Linked DNA regions of Homo sapiens: region 1 is linked to region 2. The links are chromatin contacts, found by Hi-C or POLR2A ChIA-PET in ENCODE. All regions are on one chromosome and are shown on one strand. Each heading gives the region's core, a stretch centred on a gene start or an enhancer-like site at or near the end of the contact. The rest is flanking DNA. Distances are from core to core; before and after follow the strand shown.

The links. A loop is a pair of places that touch in the nucleus more often than their neighbours do. ChIA-PET counts read pairs that join two places held with the same protein, here RNA polymerase II (POLR2A). Pooled maps may share reads with other maps.
Region 1: a pooled map shows a loop between it and region 2 (3-fold over the local background). The contact joins two enhancer-like sites. A Hi-C loop is called at or near these places in 6 of 168 maps with a recorded cell type or tissue (PC-3, aorta, ascending aorta and 3 more) and 4 of 50 pooled maps. POLR2A ChIA-PET finds 5 or more read pairs at or near these places in 3 of 52 experiments (K562, MCF 10A and activated CD8-positive, alpha-beta memory T cell).

Annotation. Positions count from the first base shown.
Region 1 is chr2:66,553,758-66,560,045 of GRCh38, forward strand. All of the region lies in intron 9 of MEIS1 (Meis homeobox 1), which reads left to right. LOC124900511 (a long non-coding RNA gene) reads left to right here. Exons shown (of 2, transcript XR_007086610.1): 1 at 1-1,614; 2 at 1,914-6,288. Among named protein-coding and RNA genes, the nearest start is that of LINC01798, 17 kb to the right of the region's middle. RefSeq lists an enhancer at 851-2,669. Within about 2 kb of position 1,559, at least 7 of the 41 ENCODE cell types and tissues checked have a DNase peak (open chromatin) inside an H3K27ac peak, as active enhancers do; they include endothelial cell of umbilical vein, where a contact is called at or near this core.
Region 2 is chr2:66,503,853-66,510,935 of GRCh38, forward strand. The region is part of intron 7 of MEIS1 (Meis homeobox 1); the gene reads left to right. Among named protein-coding and RNA genes, the nearest start is that of LINC01798, 67 kb to the right of the region's middle. RefSeq lists enhancers at 3,340-6,603, 3,401-4,344, 3,739-5,266. Within about 2 kb of position 4,824, at least 4 of the 41 ENCODE cell types and tissues checked have a DNase peak (open chromatin) inside an H3K27ac peak, as active enhancers do; they include endothelial cell of umbilical vein, where a contact is called at or near this core.

The DNA of each region.
Region 1 (6,288 bases), core at 309-2,808, 47 kb after region 2:
ATATACTTTGTTGTAAGTTTTACACCATAAGTTTACTCAGAGCTTTTCCCCACTGCATAAAATCACATCGTTAATACTGTTAAAGACGAAAGCTCCTTATGAAAGAGTACACTTTGAAACACTGTGCTGGCTGGAAAAACCCTGCCCCTTCCACCATGGGGCCCTAAGTCTAGGTGAGAAAAGAAATGAAGGTCTAGGATGTAGGAAGGGTGGATTTGAAAGTCCAAATATGGTTTTGTGTAACCACTGTTTCTCCTCCAGCCAGCATTCAAAGGCAGTTGCTGAGCTTCTCAGGAGGACAAGACACTAGCTGGAAGCTGCAATCCAGCTGGTACAACCTGAGGAATTATGTCGGGACCCTGTAGGGTTGGGGTTCAAGTGAGGCTCAGAGTTGAGTGAGTTGGGAGACTGATTTACCCAGCAGGGACCCAATGTTTCTGAATATCCATGATTCATTTCAAGGCAATGAAACCAGTGACAACGGAGGTTGACTTTGAACATGGTATGCAGGTCAGCACAACTTGTTGCAAATCCTAATTAAGCCAGTCTTCTTGTTTTCAGTGTGTCTGTAAGTATCTGGTCAGAGAAATGCAAACAACAGGCTGTGGGTCATGCAACCCGATGGGGCAGGACTTGACTCCCATTTCCCTGGAGAGGGCATAGGGATGAGGGGCTGAGAGGTGTCACGGTCAAGGGGGAAGAGCTTGGCTACGCCTCATCCATAGGTGGCTAAGGTGTAAGCCTCATGACAATTTAAAATTTACACAGGGCAAGTATGGGAAGGGGAAATGCAGGGACAGGTCGCTGCAATCAAAACATTTCATCCCTCATCCCTACTCCTTGGATTTGGGCGACAGTGTCCTCTGGTTTAAAATGGACAAGTAGGACGAATTAGTCAGGACTCAAAGGACTCTTTTAGCTGTAATATTCTAGACTGTGTAATAATGTGAATCAAAGAGAAGTAAAGTGTGCGCTCTGAAACTCTCATTCCAGCTTTATCCTAGGAGTGGGGAAGGAAAAAAAATACTTTGATAAGGAGACAAACAGAGAAATTAATTAAAAAGTTGTAGTTGTAACTTTCCTCATCTTACATAAGCAAATCAAACACTGTAAAATAAAAACTAGATGAAATTAAACATTATCACAAGACATGAAAAAGATGTGTGCTGTCATTTTAGGATTCATAATAAAGATAAATCAGTTGTTTTTAGCAGTGTGCTATGAGTCTATGAAGGGCATGACAGATAATAGGCTCGAAATTTCTGAAGTTATTGTACAGCAAAATTTGTTTTTTCCTCAGGCATTCAATCTTTTTCTCCAGTAATTTTGAACATGACAAACTTTTTAGTGGATGCATTAATAATCTATAAGTAATGGGTTGTCAGGTGTCAGTTAGATAAGATTAAAAGACTGTTTAAGCATTATCCATTTGCTTCTTTGCATGAGTTTTATAGGTCAGCAGAAATAACTTTTTGAATTGTGGTTGTGTGTACGTGTTCTCTCTCTCTCTCTCTCTCTCTCTCGTCTCTCTCCACCCCCCAAACCCCCCTCCCTCTTTCATTTGGCTCCACTCCAAGCATACGTGGAAGAACCGTATTACATTCCATAAATCCTGTATGTAAGAGCAGATTTGAAACTCACTATGTGAATCAAGGGGACAAATGTCTCAGCTGTCTTCTGTAAATGTATTTTAGTTTTTAAAATGTTACTCTTCATCTTCTCAAAGGAAGCTCTGTAAGGGGAAACAAACTCGGCTAAGAGGGGCATTGAAGCTTTAGACATTAGTAGTTTCCTAGCAAGTCAGGTTTAGGTCTATTCTTGTCAAATATGTCTTAAGTGTGTTTACATATAGTTTGCCTTTCTGGTATTTTCTGCTTGCACAGACCTGATCTCCACCTATTTTGTGTCAACAGTTGCTGAGGCTGGTGTTGGGTGATTAACCGTTAAGCACGGAAGCGCAGTACCCAGAGAGACCCTCTCTCTCCTCTCACTTACATCATCATCTGGCTTCAGGCTGTGCCTACAGAAAACAAACAGCATTTTTGAGTGGTTAAAAAGTCAGCCTGAAATATTAAAAAATGGGGCAAATGTTGCCTCCTGGTTGAATAGAACAGTTTTCTTGAAAAATGGAGTGGAGCCAGGGGCTCGGGGGAAGGAAGTGTTTCCGAGGGCAAACGTTGGTCTTAGATCCGGTCTGCATTGCTCCAGTGTGTGCACGCCGAGGAGCTTTCTGTAGACGCTGAGGGTTATGTTCTGCTTCGTTTTTGATTTTCAAGGGGAAAGAGGACATACAAAACAAAAACAAAAAAAAACCTACAACAACATGGATGCCTGTAACTTTGGCAAATATAAGGCTGTCCTGTTCAATGCCCTCATAAATCATTAATATTTTCCTGTCTATTTTATTTTCATTCTTACAACGCTCTTAGCCTGACCCCTTAATATGGAAAATAATTAACTCTTTCATGCTCCTGATGCCTGAACAATAACAAATAAACAAAAGAATATTAATCTGTTCCGACATATTTGAGAGGTTTCTTTTCCTTTTTACCCTCTTAACTAACCAGTGCCTCACAAGATTAGATCCTATGGTTGAAGAAGGGGAAAAGTATTTCCTTTTTCAAACACATTAACTCCTCCAGGTCTGGGGGAGATGATTGGAGCTACATGTAACTTAGCTCAAAAATAAATGTCCTGCCTTTGGTGAGATCTGGCTTAATATTGATAAAGTCACTTTTTTTTTTTTTTCAAAAACAATATGTTGCCTACGGATGGAAGTTAATGCACCATATAATTATACACACATACACACGTGCATGTAAGTTTTCAGTATTTTTACTCTAGGATGCTAACTAAATCAAATGCAAACCAGTAGTCTTGAGGTTTGTTGTCTGGTTGAAGGGTTTTGTTGGCCTATATCACTAGGACATCTGCAGTGGTTGACTTTGTTTGTTTGCTAGTTTGGGTCATAGTTCAGATGTACTTGGAAAGGGCCGGGGAGTGGGTAGGGGGATGTTTTAAAAGCTTATGGAAAGAATTGAACATGTACAAAAAGATATAGGATCTCAGCCCCCTGGCTGGTTACCTGACAATACTGTTTACAGAAAGGAAAGTATAGTAGGTTATGGCAGAGATTCCTATCCTCAGGACTTGGGGCGGGGTGGGAGGGGGCGCAGAGAGGGGGTAGCGGGGCACATAAGAAGCATGTCACAATCATTTTGAGTGAATATAGTATTTAAAAAGCATATCGAGAATTAAATTTTGTTTTTAGTCATGCTATTTCTTTTGAAATTGCAAATAACAAAGGAATATAAGATTTTTGATGTGTCAAAAGGGAGCATGGATTAAAATTTTAGAAACCCTATGCTACAGAACCATAAAGTAAAAATCCTGGGAGGGAGGGAATTTATGCATCATACGACAGATGAGGCTCAGGGCTAATTAGAGGCAGGGCTAGGACTGGTTCCTAGTCCAGTGCTTCTTCCAGTCCACTAGAATGTACTTATTTTTAACAGCTTTATTGAGATATAATTCATAAACCATCATTTCACCCATTTAATTCAATGGTTTTTAGTGTGTTCACAGAGTTGTGTAACCATCCCCATAGTCAATTAAAAGACATTTTCACCACCTTAAAAAGAAGCCTTGTACCCTTTAGCTATTGCCCCTCTTTATACTTCCGTCTCTCTCTCCAACAGCTCCTGGCAACCACTAATCTACTTTCTGTCTCTATATTTGCCTATTCTAGACATTTCACCAATGTGATCATGGAATACGTGGTATTTTGAGACTGGCTTTTTTCACTAAGCATAATGTTTGCAAGGTTCATCCATGTCATAGCATGTATTATCAGCACTTCATTCCCTTTCAAGGCTGAGCAATGTTCCATTGTATGGATATAAGGTATCTTTTTTTTACCTATTTATCAGTGGATGGGCATTTGATATTCATCTCTTACCATTATAAGCGTTCATATACAAGTTTTGGTACCATTAAGTATTTTTGGGAATGACAGTATAGCAACAAAGACCTGTCTTAGGTTTGTATAATTTGGAAAGCACTTTTCATTCGATCATCCCAATTTCAGCACCTAAACACTGCTAGAAAACTTGCCGGTGAGTGGCAGTTTTCCCACTCAGTTCTCATATTCTTCTCACTACACACTGCTCTCACTTTCCCCGCCACTGGGTAGTGTTTTGACTGTGATAATTACGAGTGATGTTCAAAGAAAAGGAAAGTTGGCTGGGCACAGTGGCTCACGCCTGTAATCCCAGCATTTTGGGAGGCCGAGGGAGGCGGATCACCTGAGGTTGGGAGTTCAAGACCAGCCTGATGAACATAGAAAAACCCCGTCTCTACTAAAAATATAAAATTAGCTGGGAGTGGGGGTGCATGCCTGTAATCCCAGCTACTTGGGAGACTGAGGCAGGAGAATCGCTTGAACGCATAAGGCAGAGGTTGCTGTGAGCCGAGATTGCGCCACTGCACTCCAGCATGGGCAACAAGAGTGAAACTCCATCTCAAAAAAAAAAAAAAAAAAAAAAAAAGAAAAAAAGAAAAGAAAAAGAAAAAGGATAGTCACACTGAAATCCAGCAACTCAGCAGTAAAATGCACAAAGTTCCCTCGAAATGACTTAGATGACCATAAGCATTTTCAAAGATTTGACAGATTCCAAGATGTCATTTTGCTAATGTTATTGTCTTTATTCGAGAGATTGTTTTCCTTTAAGTGTGTTTCCATTTGTATTTTAAAGGTCTACAGGTTACATATTGACATATATTATTACATAGAGCTTAGGTTTCAAGCTTTACTCATTAAAACAGAGGTCACAGTGAACATTCCAAGGATGCATGCAAGCCTCCATTCAAGTCAAATCATCTTCATTGTGCCATTCTATAGCCTAATTTCATAACCAGACGGAACTAGAAATCAAGCTAAATTTTGAGATATCCTCTCTTGACATGAGCAGAGACTCCAGGTCTAGAGGTTTATGGTTGCTGAAGACTTGGAGAACTGAGGCAACTACAGGCAAGATCCTAGAGAAAGGAAGGAGCTCAAAGGTACTCCAATATGGAGCTAAGATTCTTTAATACCTGATTAGGGCCAGGCACAGTGGCTTATGCCTGTAATCTCAGCACTTTGGGAGGCTGAGGAGGGCAGATCACCTGAGGTCAGGAGTTTGAGACCAGCCTGGACAACATGGCGAAACCCTGTCTCTACTAAAAATATAAAAATTAGCTGGGCATGTTGGTGGGTGCCTATAATCTCAGCTACTAGGGAGGCTAAGGCAGGAGAATCACTTGAACCCAGGAGGCAGAAATTGCAGTGAGCTGAGATCGAACCACTGCACTCCAGCCTGGGTGACAGAGAGAGAGAGAGAGAGAGAGAGAGAGACTCTGTCTCAAAGACAAACAAACAAGTAAACAAAAAAACCTGATGTATATGGGGGCTGGTTGCCATTCTAACACAACGGGGTTTTAAATTATTTGGGGGAAACTTTCTTTGGAAAATAAAACATATTTGATCATTAAGGTGACCATGCATCCCACTTTCCTGGGAGGCTCATGGTTTATGCCTGTTGCCCAGTGTAATTGTTAACAGTGCCTCTTCACTCTCAAACGTGTCCCAGTTTAGATGACAAATTATCTGCTCATCATATTTATAATAGAGATTGGCAGAAAACTAGAATTTGCTTTAAATAGATACATTTATTCAGTAATGTGTAAGGGATGTTTTGTTAGATTCAATTTTATTGACTTCTTGTGAATATGGAAAAATTGGAATTTAAATGAAAAATGGTTCATCTATTAAACTAAAGAGAGACACTTCTGTTCTTTGAAGACATTATTATACCTATTTTAGCTTTTTCATTAGTAGAGGAAGTTTTGCTATATTATCCTAGATCATGCTATTGCTTCTACATTGTGCTAATAATCATTTTAAATCTATATTCTAAACCACTATTTTTTTTAGCTCCATAAGGTTATACAAACTCAAATTTGGCAAATTGTCTGTTACATGTAAGTAAATATTTTATGTTTACTTAAATATAAATATAAACCCTGTCTCATTCTGTTGCCTAGGCCGGAATGCCATGGTGTGATCATGATTCACTGCAGCCTCCACCTCCTGGATTTAAGCAATCCTCCCACTTCAGCTTCCCTAGTAGCTGGGACTACAGGTGTGCACAACCAGACCCAGCTAATTTTTACATTTTTTGTAGAGACAGGGTTTTACCATGTTGCCCATGGTGATCTTATACTCCAGGCTCAAATGATCCTCCTGCC
Region 2 (7,083 bases), core at 3,574-6,073:
TCCTGCCTCATCCTCCCAAGTAGCTGGGACTACACTCACCTGCCACCATGCCTGGCTAATTTTTTTGTATTTTTGGTAGAGACGGTGTTTCACCTTGTTAGCCAGGATGGTCTCGATCTCCTGACCTCATGATCCACCTGCCTCGGCCTCCCAAAGAGCTGGGATTACAAGTGTGAGCCACCGCGCCCAGCCCTATGAGGCATATTTTTAAATGCTACATTTTACCCTTTAGCGGAGGAGGGGGAGCAGTAAATTCATAGGAAGAAGTATTTTCTCCAGGCTCTGACTCTCCATGTCTTCCTTTAGGTTTCTGTGATGTCAGGAGTCCACTAAAGGGCAGAAAAAGGCTGTGAGCTCATTCCACACTGGTTAACAATTAACAATTTCTTTCTTTTTTTTGAGATGGAGTCTTGCTCTGTCACCCAGGCTAGAGTGCAGTGACGCGACCTCAGCTCACTGCAGCCTCCGCCTCCTGGGTTCAAGCGATTCTCCTGCCTCAGCCTCCCGAGTAGCTGGGATTACAGGTGTGCATCACTGCGCCTGGCCAATTTTTGTATTTTTTTAGTGGAGATGGGCTTTCACTATGTTGGGCAGGCTGCTCTTGAACTCCTGACATCAGGTGATCCACCCGCCTCGGTCTCCCAAAGTGCTGGGATTATAGTTAATAGCCACTGTGCCCGGCCTATTAACAATTTCTTGTCACCATTTAAGAAACCTAAATTCTGCTAGAAAGGAAAAGCTTGATGGCAGATCTCTGTGGAGCCAACTTTAGGAAGCTTATTGAGCCATTTCTTGTTATAAGTGCCAATAATACGTTTATTTAAAGTTTGTGTATTCTTAATCTACAGCCCCACCATTCTTAGCTCCATCTTTTCCGTCATTGCCACTGCTATGTCTGTACCACAGGGCACTTGTTAAGCCTCTTCTAGAACTTAGCTCTGCCACAGTAGGTTCCCACGTCTAACTCTTTATTTTGGTTTCCAAAGGAACCGCTTCAAATTTTCCAGGAAAGCTGTGGGTGGTAAAATATATGAGAATATGCCTTCTTTTGTTGTTTTCCTTTGATTAACTGGGAATCACTTTGCGCTAAGAACAAGGAAGCCTTAAATATCTATGGATAAGAGAAGATACAAAAGTGAGGCCAAGGAGTTAACAGAATCCTAATTAAAGATAAACTTGGATCATTACCTATTTGTATATTGGCTGCAGAGTTGTATACTTCATATACATATGAAGTATAGTGTGTTTCTCTTGAAAATGTGTAATAAGACCTAAGGGGTTGGCCAGACACAGGGCCTAAGACAGATAATCCAAGCACTTGGAAGGCTGAGGCAGGAGGTTGCTTGAGGCCAGGAGTTTGAGACCAGCCTGGGAAACATAGTGAGACCCCTGTCTCTACCAAAAATTAGCTGGTGTGGTGCCATGCACCTGTAGTCCTAGCTACTCTAGAGGCTGAGGCCTGAAGATCCCTTGAGCCCAGGAGTTTGAGGTTACAGTGAACTATGATCATGCCACTACAGTACAGTATGGGTAACAGAGTGAAACACTGTCTCTTAAAAAAGGAAAAAAGAAAAGACTTAAGGGGCTGTATTATGTCTTCAGGGAAAAGCTGATACGATTACTTGAAAAAAAATCAAGGAAAGCCAGAGTTCTAGAGTTTTATATATTTAGCATCAGATATTTGATGTTTAAAATGCCGGCCTGAAGTTTGAGCTGAGGATCAAATTGTCTGCTTAGAAACAACTGAGTTTCTCAGCTATGGTAAACCTGGGAAATGTGCAAAGGGGGGAATATAATTAATTAATTCACTGGGAAAAAATGCAGAAAGAAACAACCTTTGCTCAGAAAAGATGCACAAACAGCAAGAAATTTTAGTTAAGTAAATGATTTTAAATTATAATTGCAGAAAGTAGTGATATATTTCTGAAAGGCTATGGTAGACATCATAAAGAATTCTGATACCTTAACTCTTAGTCCATCTTTTGTGCAAGATGATCTTAAAGGTTTAGAAGAAATATCCCAGCTCTGAGAAATGTATTTCTTCCATGTTTTCTTATAGTTTTTTATTGATTTTCATTGGTGAATATTTTTCAAGAGTTTAATTTAGATATGTCTCAAAAAGAAATGTAAGGGATGAAAATGCAAACTATGGTTTTCTTCCTACAGCGAAAAAGATACATTCATTTATTCATTTTATAAGCGATGAACAAGTTTGTACACTGTACACTGGAGTAACGCCAGGATTTGAGAGCAGAGAGGTGCATGACTTGGTTCCTGCCTTCTCAGACCCTGTAGTCAAATCAGGGAAAGAGATATGGAAATAAACAGTTTTAGCAGAGTGTTAGGATGGAGGAATGCCAGTAAAAGAAAAATCACCTGGTTGGTGGGTGGGATTGGTGTGTCACTAAATCAGCTACAGTCCAGCAAATACCTCTTAGAGGAGATGGCCATTGAGCTGAGCTGTAAAGGTCACCAGGAAGTTTGTCATGTTGTTGGGGGAAGCAAGCGAAGACTGCTGCAAGGAATGGGACTAGGATAAGGAAATGCAAAGAGGTAGAGAGAGCAGTGCATGGTGCCATGAGAACTTCAAGTCTGCTCAGGACCGGAGGTGGAGCTGTGAGTGCCAGTGCGTATGGGGACTTGGCAAATACTAGGCTGGAAAAACACCCAGGAGAGAGATCGTGAAAGGCCTTCCACGCCAGGCTAAGAAGTATAACCTTTATTCTGAAGGCAAAGGGTAGCCACCAAAGGATTTTAAGTACCAGGGTGATATGATCAGATATATGCTTTAGAAAAATCATTCTGGCAGCTATTATATATTCTAAATGAAGATAAAACATCTCCTTAAGACCTCTGAAGTATTCCAGCTGGTTCCTGAAGAAGGGATGTCTATAATTCTTGCCATATATCCTCTTAACATACCATAGAAACATTATCCCACCTGAATTCTGGCTAACTAGACTTAACCATGACCTGGAGAAATAGGTTTGGGGTAGTTGTTACATTTTTCCTAATAACCCTGGACATCAGGCACACCCAGAGAGGCCACTGTAAAGGAAACCCAGCCTTTCCATATTGATGGGGTGTTTGTGTCAGCAGCCACTAGCAAGGCAGGATGTTCTACACACTTTTCAAGGGGTGAGATGCCATTTTCCCTCATGTAGATACTCTATGGGAGAAACATGCAAGAGAAAAAAGAAACCTTCATGTTGGGCTTTCTTTTTGCTGACAATAAGATCATGCAACAATATCCTATTTGCATGAAAATGTAGCCATCTTACAACAGGAACTATACATTCATAAGCATACTTTTGAATGGACCATTTGGAAAACTTTTTAGGCACAATCGAATTTATGCAGTATCAAGAGATACAACTATAAATGGCCTGATTTTTGAGTCTAGGTACGTTTTGGGATTAAACACTGTTCCTAAACACTGGAAGAGGAGAAAAGTAAAGTTTAAAGAGAGGATATGGCCCAAAACTGTGGAGTCTCAATACAAAATTGTAAATGAAAATGATCTTGAAGTCACTGTGGCTTCCAGCTTGGCTTCTAGAAAAACAAGGGGGTCCACAACCTTACACGTTCATTTGCCCTGGCAGTTGAAAGTTCATCTCCTTAATTAGGAGTTTTGCTTCTATGACATAAAGAGCCCTCTAATAGAAAACCTATTTTATTTTTACCTGATGGCCCACTGACACAGGAAGTTCTGATCAGTTGTGATGTAAATCTTAGGAGCTGTTTTGGGTTTTGTTGTTGCTTCACTCTGAGTAGGTTTAGGGGAACAGCAGTCCTGAGAGGACAGGAGTTAGTAGGGAGAGAAAAAAAATGGAAGCAAGGCTTTGACCTGCCGGAGAGGAGCCCCTGCTGACACGGTCAGTCTGACCCATTGAATGGCCTGAATACGATAAATGCCGCTTTATCCTGCCTTGAAAGGCACGAGATAGCACAGTCTAAATGCCTGGGCATGCTTAAATAGGCGACTCGGGATGTTTGAGTTGAGAGTGTTTGAAATCTGAGCTCTCTGACAGCCTGGGAGCTGCCACAGGTCACCTGCCTTGCTCCGTAGGGACAGGCCCAGGTCTCACAAGAAATTGTCCGTAGACGAATTGTAGTACAAATTCCTTTCTTTGTTGGTTGGCCTCTTTCACTAGACCATGGCCTATAAAATTTTGTAAAAACAATTCTTAAATATTATTTGAAAGGGCAAATGGCCCACGCTGAAAGGTTTGACAGTTTGACATATAGTGCATGGTTTTGATAGCTCGGAAACTGAAAAGTGTGGCCAAGATTCTCCCCCTGCTCGTTAGAAACCTGGTGTTTTTTTAAATAGTGTCTTGTTGCTGTGCAGAGTTCCTCTGCTCCTTGAAATCTGACAGGCAATGAGTCTGCTCCAGTGATCTTAAATCCTTTTAGACTAATTTGTGAGAGAGTAGCAAAGTACTGTAGCTAGCACCTTTGAGTCCAGCATCCAAGAGGCACAGAACCAGGTATTGCCAATTAAGGAGCCATTCCGATAATCGTATCAAAGCAGATTGCTTTAGAGTCTTATAATGCCCGAGCCTGTGCCTAGAGAGAGAGGAACCCAGAGTTTCACTTCAATGAGGGGGAAAAAAGAGACTGGAGTGGCCCGGTCTCATCAGAGCCCAGGAAGTTGCAGGGAGAGGATTTCTGCATTAGAATGTTGCATATGTGCGGCCTGTGTGTGCGCAGCCCCGGCCGCTGCCTCTGCATAGCCAAAGGCCATTTTCAGGAGCCTCTGGCCCCTCAGTCACTGGCCTGCTAGTTAATTGCCACACGGACTTCATGACACATGGGCAGATAATATGACATTTTCAGTTTCTGTCACTAGCAAACGCCACAACGTTGCTTGCACTAGTTGCTAAGAAGCTGTCAGAAACCATTAGCGGTTGGCTAAAGTCGCCCTATGGCATTTCCTCATAGCATCAGCAAAACGAGCATAAATCACCCACTGGAGCCTACTGCTATCCTAATGAGGCTGTAAGCTTGTTTATGGACTAGCATCATTTTTATGATTATTTCCACCTTTTCAGTTTGCCTTCATTTGGCGGCAGGAGAAGTCAGCTCCAGGAATGAAGTCACTGCTGACATTTTACAAATGTGGTTCAGAGCTGCTGCCTGCTGCCGTGTGGTCGGCCGGCGGTTCTCCAAGTTTGTTTAGTGATCTCAAAAGTAAAAAAGGAAAGAAATTCTCGAGAGACCACATTGAGGTGACTATATCAAATTGCGGAGTGAATGGAAATGCTAAAGGTACAATTGACCATTTAGACTTTCCTCTGAGGTTGAGACATTTCCAGATCAATTTTCAATTTTAGAAAGTGGAAGAGGTTAAACAATTTATTAAAATCTATGAAAGTGTTTGCTTTTAGAATAGTCTGTTTTATTATGCTCTTCTCCTTCCCCATCTTCTCCATTTCCCTAACTTGTGTCGGAAAGGAGCAGGGTTTATTGTTTTAGGCTTTTCTGAACATGCACCAGTATTTACACTGGATTGAAAGCATTTGCTTCCAATGAAAATCTTGTCTTAGATTACAACCCAGCAGTGTAATTTCCCTCCCAGATGGGAGTAAAGTAGCTGTATTTGCCTAAAAACAGTAGGAAGAACAAACTGTGCATTAAGCCAAGGCTGTTTTTGGCTTGAGCTAATGATGTAATAGAAACCTTTTATTCAGGAGAGGTCACTGCCAGGGACTGAAGGGGGTGATCTGGCTCCTGCTTGAAAGGTTTCTCCATTGTATCTACATAAGTCTTCACTTAAAAAATTCTGTTCCTAATGCTTCTGCTTTCATACAGCAGAAATAAACAGGAAAGGTTCTGGTGAGTGTTACACATGGAATGCAGAAAGCCTTCCTCTCCTAATGGAGTATATAATTCAGGTGCCCTCAAGGCACGCTTTCAGGAATTCTTTTGCCTGAGGTAATGGGAAGCTAAGGTTGCTTTAAGGCCTTGATTATCTATTGATGCACAAAGCTGGAAAAAAGTCATCTCTGCTGGATTATAGTAGATATTTCCATAAATTATCAATGAATTCTCTTCTAGGCAGGCACTATGCATTGCTTGCTAAATTAATCTGAAGGGGTTTGAGGTGGATAAAAAGGCTATTTTTTTTAAAGGTGGAAAATAATCATGGGGAGGTGGTGAAAACAGTATTGTAAGGTTATAAGCTTTTCATTTTTAATCAATGATCAGGTCGTATGTGTCTTTTCCTTGGTTACCTTTTGCATATTGAAAGTGGATTAGCCCATTGAAAATTTAAATGCTGTTGAGTTGTTTTCTTTTCTCATGTTTCTTTAATGAATTGTTATTTTATATGGTAAACTGCTTCTCTGAATAAAAAGGCTGTTTAAATACTGGACTTTCAAAGAATTTATTAGGCAAATCCAAGGGGACTTCTCATAAAATACTTGGTTATGCAAATAAAGAGTTTGGTTGGGTGGAAGGAGTGCTGATTTACAGATGTAGGGGTCTGGAACAGCACAGACCCCAGTAGTTCCATGCCAGGGTACATGACCTTGGCCCAGTCAGAGAACATAGCATTTTCTTCACTGATACAACAATGGCTTTGGAGTGGTGGGTTTTCATGATCTTTTCCAAGTGAACACAAGATATGTTTCTGTTAAACTTTTAATGAAACAGATAGATTTTAAATATAATAAAATTACAGATTTTTAATGAATAAAAGTTTAGAATCAGAAAAGTTTTGCAAAAGTTTTGCATTTATAGCATATTCTGTAATAATAGTAGAAATGTTGGAATTAGTTTGTTCCTCACCCAACAAACTTTCTAAACTTCATCTCAGTACAAGTTAAGGCAATTGAAAAAAAAAAATTGAGGAATGCTTTTCTTTTCTTTTTTTCACAGGAGAGAGATGGGTCTGCTGAGGGAGCTGTTAAAAACAGTTGATTAGTTGCAACATACCTACTATAGATTAGACAGAAATAACTGAAATTGAACTAGAGAATTATTTTTTTATGTAGGACCTAATAACAGAAATGAGAAATACAGAAATTCATGAAGCCATGGAAATGAACCTGAGGCTATGTGCAGGAAACTTGTCTTACC